2 separate regions of the Homo sapiens genome follow, and region 1 is linked to region 2. A link is a contact called in ENCODE Hi-C or POLR2A ChIA-PET data. All regions are on one chromosome and are shown on one strand. The core of a region is the stretch at or near the end of the contact, and the rest is flanking DNA. Distances in the headings are between cores, read along the strand shown.

Region 1 (3,337 bases), core at 508-3,007, 35 kb after region 2:
TGTACCCAGCCCAATATGATACATCTTAATTAACACAATGTTATCTATCCTTTCTCCTTTCTTTGCTTCCTGTACTAGATGCAGACAAGTTCAGAGATGAAGGCAGGTATTCAAGTGGAGGATTTTAAAAGAAATTCACTATAAAATTCTGGGAGTTACAGGTACAAGAATTAGTAAGCTAATCATGGTCTTGTTTTTACTCTGACAGCTTTGCTACAGTCACTGCGTTCTCCACAAATGGAACTATGTACAGAATTTATGACAACTAAAGTGAATTTCCTGAGAAATGTAATTTTGGAGAAATTGAAGGATTTATGAAGAGATGATACTAACAGAGGCATAGCAATGTTGCATTTGAACTGATATAACAAGCTGATTATGAAGAGGCATAGTGGAAGAAAATGATATTCAGGGGAATAATAAAAAGTCATCTGTGACCAACTAAGTTGGTCTGAGTTCCACTTTAAATTTATTTCCAGAAATCTTTACTCTCCTGCTCCAATCCTGACTGGTTGCTTCCTATTTCCATTTTATGATTTCTTATTCTGGCACTTTCTTTTGATATTTACCTGGGAAATCTCCTCAGCTGTCTTCTCTATTGAAGCCCATGTTTCCAGAATCCTAGCTTCTTTACTGGTTTTCTCCTTATTTGAGAGTTTACATGCCTGAAATTTTCTTTGAATCTGTAGCATATTCGCAAGGGTCATTCAGTTTCTGCCTTGAAAGTTGCTCAAAATCTTGTCCCAAGAGGTATGTGTGCCTATCTGGGGTATTTGGGGACCTGGACAGGGAATGAGGGCTGGCAGGGATTGGGGGTGTATTTCTCTGGTAAATATATAGATTCCACTTAATCCACCTATTTTCAGCCCCATATCTCCTCTTGAATCTTTCTGTTCCCATTGTCTGTAAGACTAAATTCTTTGTGATTCATGTTCTATAGGGAATAAATCTAAAATCTGAGAATTTGGAAGGGAATGTTGAGACTTTTCAGGGTCTAACCACCTCTTACACAGAATTTCAAACAATTCTCTTAATTCCAGACCTGGGCTTTGCACTCACTTTCTGCAAAACCCAATTCTTGAGCCTTTGCAGCTTGGTTCTGTTTCCTCCTGAAGAAACACGTTCAGCTTCCTCTATTCTCCTGGGTGATCAAGCTTTCCATCCTCCAAAATACGTTAATGTTTCCTAACCCCCTGTGTCTTCTCTCCTGACATTTTGATTCCTTTAGGCCTATATGTTTTAAATATTATTATTGTCATATTAATAGCCATTCAGGAGAGAATAGACACGATACATCTATTCAATTCACCATGTCAAACTAGAAATCTCCATTTTTATTTAAAATCCTGTGGCATTTTTTTATTTTTTTATTAAGAAATGTTTTTTCAAAGATAATTTTGGCAGAAATATAAGTAATTAAGACATTATCTTTCTTTTTTAAAACATAGTGATTAAAATAAAGTAGCATTTTCACTCTTTGAGCTATTTTAAACTGAGCATTTTAAAGGACTAGTGGAAAAGCTCTAGTGGAAAAATATTCTAATGTATTTTTCTAATTATGGTTTCCTCTCTACTTCGCCCAATACCCCTCAGCATCCCCGCAACTTGGCCAACAGACTCACCAGCTATGAAAAAAAATGTGAACAGTATCCCAAAAGCTGAAGCCATCTTCCAAAGGGAGTTATTTCTATTTTTTTTTTCTTATCTTTGCCTCTATGTTTTCTTCCACTGTATAATAGGCCTAGTTATGGTATTTTACTTCTCTTGCTCTGCTCCATTAGCACTGGTGAGAAATCCCCTGCTCTCTTAGATGGTTGTATTTTTGGCTCATGAGCAACTTAAATAGAAGCATTTCCTGTTTGCACAGTTGAGGTGATAATGACTGAATTTTCTGGTTTGTGCTTTTATACATTTACTTATTTCAAGAGAAGCATGTATATTTGACCCAGGATTCAGATCCAATTGTAATTGATTGAGCTATGTCCCAGATACTGTCAGAATGATTCTTATGAGGCATGTATAGTTATATTTATTTTTATAGATAAGGAAGTAGAGATTCGAAAAGGTTAAGAAACTTATCCTAAGTCAATTAATGATACGGTAGAAGAATAACCAGCATAGAAAGAAAGACCTTTTCATAAGTAATTTTCCTTATCTTCTACTGCATTTTGTATGTGTGTCTATGTATATTTTTTGGTATTTTGTTGTGTGGCTTATGAGAGGAGTTACACACAATCTCTCCTTCCAGGGATATGCACTTTAACATAGAAATCACTGAGGCAGAAAGTATTTAAAAGTAACATGCTCAAAAAGATCATAATACAAATAATTCTTCACCTAAATTATTGTATTAGCCTCTTCTACTTCATAATATTTACTTAATATCTCTTTTCATCTCTGTTCAGTTTGTTTTTTTTGGCTAAAGCAATTTAGGATATGCTCTTTCCTTCTGCAAACTCAGGGTTGCTACATGGGTTGCAAAGGTAAAGATAAAGAGTGCTGACCAGTAGGCTGAAGTTTCTGCCCATAAATTCTCCTTACATCTTCCTGACCACACAATAATCCTGCCCTTGGATTTTCCTGTGCGTTCTCCCCACCCACTTCCAGTGGTTCATACTGGTTTCAGTTTGGCTAGACAAAAAGAATGGTTAGTGATAACTTTGTATGAAAAAGATGGATATAATTGTGCACATTTGTTAACTTTCTATACTACAGAGTTATCACCAGGATCAGATTCTTGTCTCCAGATAGATAATTCCTCAACACATTTGAAGGTGAATTTGGGATTTTTAGTGAAATAACAAAGAAATTCTATCCTCTATTTCTTGCCCACCCTCTATTTTGAGTTGATTTTTGTGTAGGCCATAAGATAGGGCCCAATTTTATTCTTTTGCCTAGGGTTATTCAGTTTCCCCAATATCAATTGTCAAAGAGACTGTTCTGTCCCCATTGTGTATTTTTGGAATCCTAGTTGAAGATCAGTTGACTATATATGCATGAATTTATTTCTGGGATCTCTATTCTGTTATGCTGGTCTATAGATGTCTTTATGCCAGTAGCATACTGTTTTAATTACTGTAGCCTGGTAGTATATTTTGATATAAGGAAGTGTAATGCCTCCAAGTTTATTCTTGGCTGTTTAAGGTCTTTTATGGTTTCATATGAATTTTATAATTGATTTTCTATTTCTGTAAAAATGTCATGGAATTTTGATAAGAATTGAATTGAATCTGTAGATCTTTGTAGTGTCTTAGCCTATTTTGCTGCTATGACAAAATACCACAGACTGAGTAATTTGCAAACAAAAGAAATTTATTTCTCACAGCTCTGAAGGCTG
Region 2 (3,011 bases), core at 216-2,715:
GAGGAAAAGTGTCAGGTGCCTCTACCTAGCCATTGAAGATCATCTCCTGTCCTTCTTTTTCAATATTGTTTTAACTATTTGAAGTCTCTTGCAATTCCACATGCAGTTGAGGATTTCCCATTTCTGCAGAAAAGGCCATTGGGATTTTAATAAGGATTGCATTGAATATGTAGATCTCTTTGAGGAGTATTACCGTCTTGAGAATATTAAGTCTCTATTCCATGCACAGAGAATGTCTTTCCATTTATTTATACTTTCTTCAATTTCTTTTAGTACCATTTTGTAGTTTTCAGTGTAGAGGTCTTGCTCCTTACTTGAATTTATTCCTAAGTATTTTATTATTTTTGATGCTATTATAAATGTAATTGTTTCCTCAATTTCCTTTTAAGATTGTTCATTGCTGATATATAGAAATACAACTCATTTTTGCATGTTTTTGTATCCTGTAACTTTGCTGAATTTGTTTATTAGCCCTAAGGAGTTTGGGATCTTGTTGTGGTATGTTTAGGATGTACATCATATGTGAATAGAGATCATTTTACTTCTTTCTCTCCAGTTTGGATATTTTTTATTTATTTTTATTTTCCTTGACTAATTATCCTGGGTAAAACTTCCAGTATAATGGTGAATAGAAGTGGTGAAAGTGGGCATTCTTGCCTTGTTGTGCTAATAGAGGGGAGCTTCCAGTCTTCCAAAAATTAGCATGCTCTCAGCTTTGAGTTTTTTAATAAATTCCCTTTCTTGTGTTGAGGAAGTTCCCTTCCGTTCCTAGTTTTTTTGAGAATTTTTATCATGGCAGAATGTAAGATTTTTGTCAAATGCTTTTTCTCCATCAATTGAGATCATGTGACTTTTTTCTTCATTCTATTAATGTGGTTTATTACATAGATTGATTTTCATATGTGGAACCAATTTTGCATTCTTAGGATAAATCCCACTTTTACGTGATGTCTAATCCTTTTAATATGCTACTGGATTTAGTTTGCTGGTATTTTGTTGAGGATTTTTGCATCTATATTCAAAAGGAATATTGGTCTGTAGTTTTCTTTTCTTGTGATTTCTTTGTCTGGGTTTGGCATCAGGATAATGTTGGTCTCATAGAATGAGTTAGGAAGTGTTCCTTTTTCTTCTATTTATTGAAGAAACTTGAGAAGAATCAGTGTTAACCCTTGTTTAAATGTTTAATACACTGTATTCACCAATAAAGTCATCTGGTCCTGGGCCCTTTTTTGTTAGATTTTTTTATTACAGATTCAAACTCTTTACTAGTTATACACCTCTTCAGATTTTCTGTTTCTTCTTGGGTCAGTTTTGGTACTTTGTGTGTTTTAGGAACTTTTCCATTTTATCTAGGTTATCTAGTTTATTAGTGTACAAATGCTCATAGTGTTCTTTTATAATGCTTTTTATTTCTATAAGGTCAGTAATGTCCCCACTTTCATTTCTGATTTTAGTTTAGTAATTCAAGCTCTCTCTTGGGTTTCGTTTCCTCTTCTTTTTTAGTTCCTTAACTTAGGTTATTAATTTGAGACTTTGATCTTTTTAATGTAGGCACTAGCTGCTATAAATGTCCTTCTGAGCACCGCTTTTACTATATCCCATAAGTTTTGGTATGTTTGTTTTCATTTTCATTTATCTCAATGTATTTTCTAATTTCCTTGTGATTTTTTCTTTGACCCATTAGTTATTTAATGTCCATGTATTTGTGAACTTCTCAACTTTCCTTCTGTTGCTGATTTTTAGTTTTATTCCATTATGATTACAGAAGATGTTTCTTACAATTTTAATCTTTTTAAACATATAGGGACTTGTTTAGTCTATTCTGGAGAATGTACCATGTGCACTTAAGAATAATGTGTATTCTGCTGTTTTGGGGTGAAGGGTTCTGCATGCATCTGTTAGGTCTAGTTGGTTTATAATGTTATTCGAGTCTTTTGTATATAGATAGATAGATTATCTGTCTAGTTGTTCCACCTCATTATTGGAAGTGGGACATTAGGCCAGGTGTGCTGGCTCATGCCTGTAATCCCAGCACTTTCAGAGGCCGAGGCGGGCGGATCACCTGAAGTCAGGAGATCGAGTCCATAGTGAAAACCCCAACTCTACCAAAAATACAAAAATCAGCCAGGTATGGTGGCACATGCCTGTAATCCCAGCTACTCGGGCAGCTGAAGCAGGAGAATCACTTAAACTGGGGAGGCGAAGGTTACAGTCAGCCGAGATTGCACCACTGCACTCCAGCCTGGGCGACAGAATGAGATTCCATCTCAAAAAGAAAAAAAAAGAAAAAAAGAAAGTGGGACATTGAAGTCTCTAACTATTACCGTAGAACTGTTGATTTCTACTTTCATTTCTGGCAATTTTTGCTTCATATATTTTGATGCTCTGTAGTTAGTTGTGTATATTATCATTATATCATCTGTTGTATCCTCCAGATTGACTCTTTATCAATATGTAATGCACTTTTGTATTTTATAATAATTTTTACTTAAAGTTTATTTTGTCTGATATTGGTGTAGCCAACCTTGTGCTCTTTTGGTTTCTATTTACATGAATATCACTTCCCATCCTTTTACTTTCAACCTATGTGTCTTTAGATCTAAAGTTAGTCTCTCATAGGCAGTATATTGATGAATCATGTTTGTTTCCCCCTTTCTGCTAATCTTTGCCTTTTAATTGAAAGTTTAATCCATTTCCATATAACACAATAAAGAAGGACTAAACATTTTACCATTTGTTTTCTCTATGTCATTCATCTTTCTGTTCCTCAGTTCCTTATTAGTGCCTTCTTTTTTATTTGATTTTTCTAGTATAACGTTTGGTTTCTGTCTCATTTCTGTTTTGTATATATTTTGGTTATCTTCTTTGTGGTTATATTAGAGATTATAATTCAATCTATAAATTTATAACCACCTAGTTAAAAAGAAACTCTACCCTTCTACGATTTGAGCCTTTGGTGCTTTTCTCTTTAATTGCTATTGTCACAAATTACATCTTTAAATATGTGTGCC

Evidence for each region. Hi-C counts contacts between places; a loop is a spot of excess contacts on that map. ChIA-PET counts read pairs that join two places held with the same protein, here RNA polymerase II (POLR2A). Pooled maps may share reads with other maps.
Region 1: a loop to region 2 is called in a map of B cell, with 2.1 times the contacts of the local background. The contact joins two enhancer-like sites. A Hi-C loop is called at or near these places in 1 of 168 maps with a recorded cell type or tissue (B cell), 3 of 37 single-sample maps with no recorded cell type and 3 of 50 pooled maps. POLR2A ChIA-PET finds 5 or more read pairs at or near these places in 1 of 52 experiments (GM12878).

Annotation. Positions count from the first base shown.
Region 1 is chr3:112,906,619-112,909,955 of GRCh38, forward strand. No RefSeq gene overlaps it. Among named protein-coding and RNA genes, the nearest start is that of CD200R1L, 61 kb to the left of the region's middle. Within about 2 kb of position 1,758, at least 2 of the 41 ENCODE cell types and tissues checked have a DNase peak (open chromatin) inside an H3K27ac peak, as active enhancers do.
Region 2 is chr3:112,872,351-112,875,361 of GRCh38, forward strand. No RefSeq gene overlaps it. Among named protein-coding and RNA genes, the nearest start is that of CD200R1L, 27 kb to the left of the region's middle. Within about 2 kb of position 1,466, at least 2 of the 41 ENCODE cell types and tissues checked have a DNase peak (open chromatin) inside an H3K27ac peak, as active enhancers do.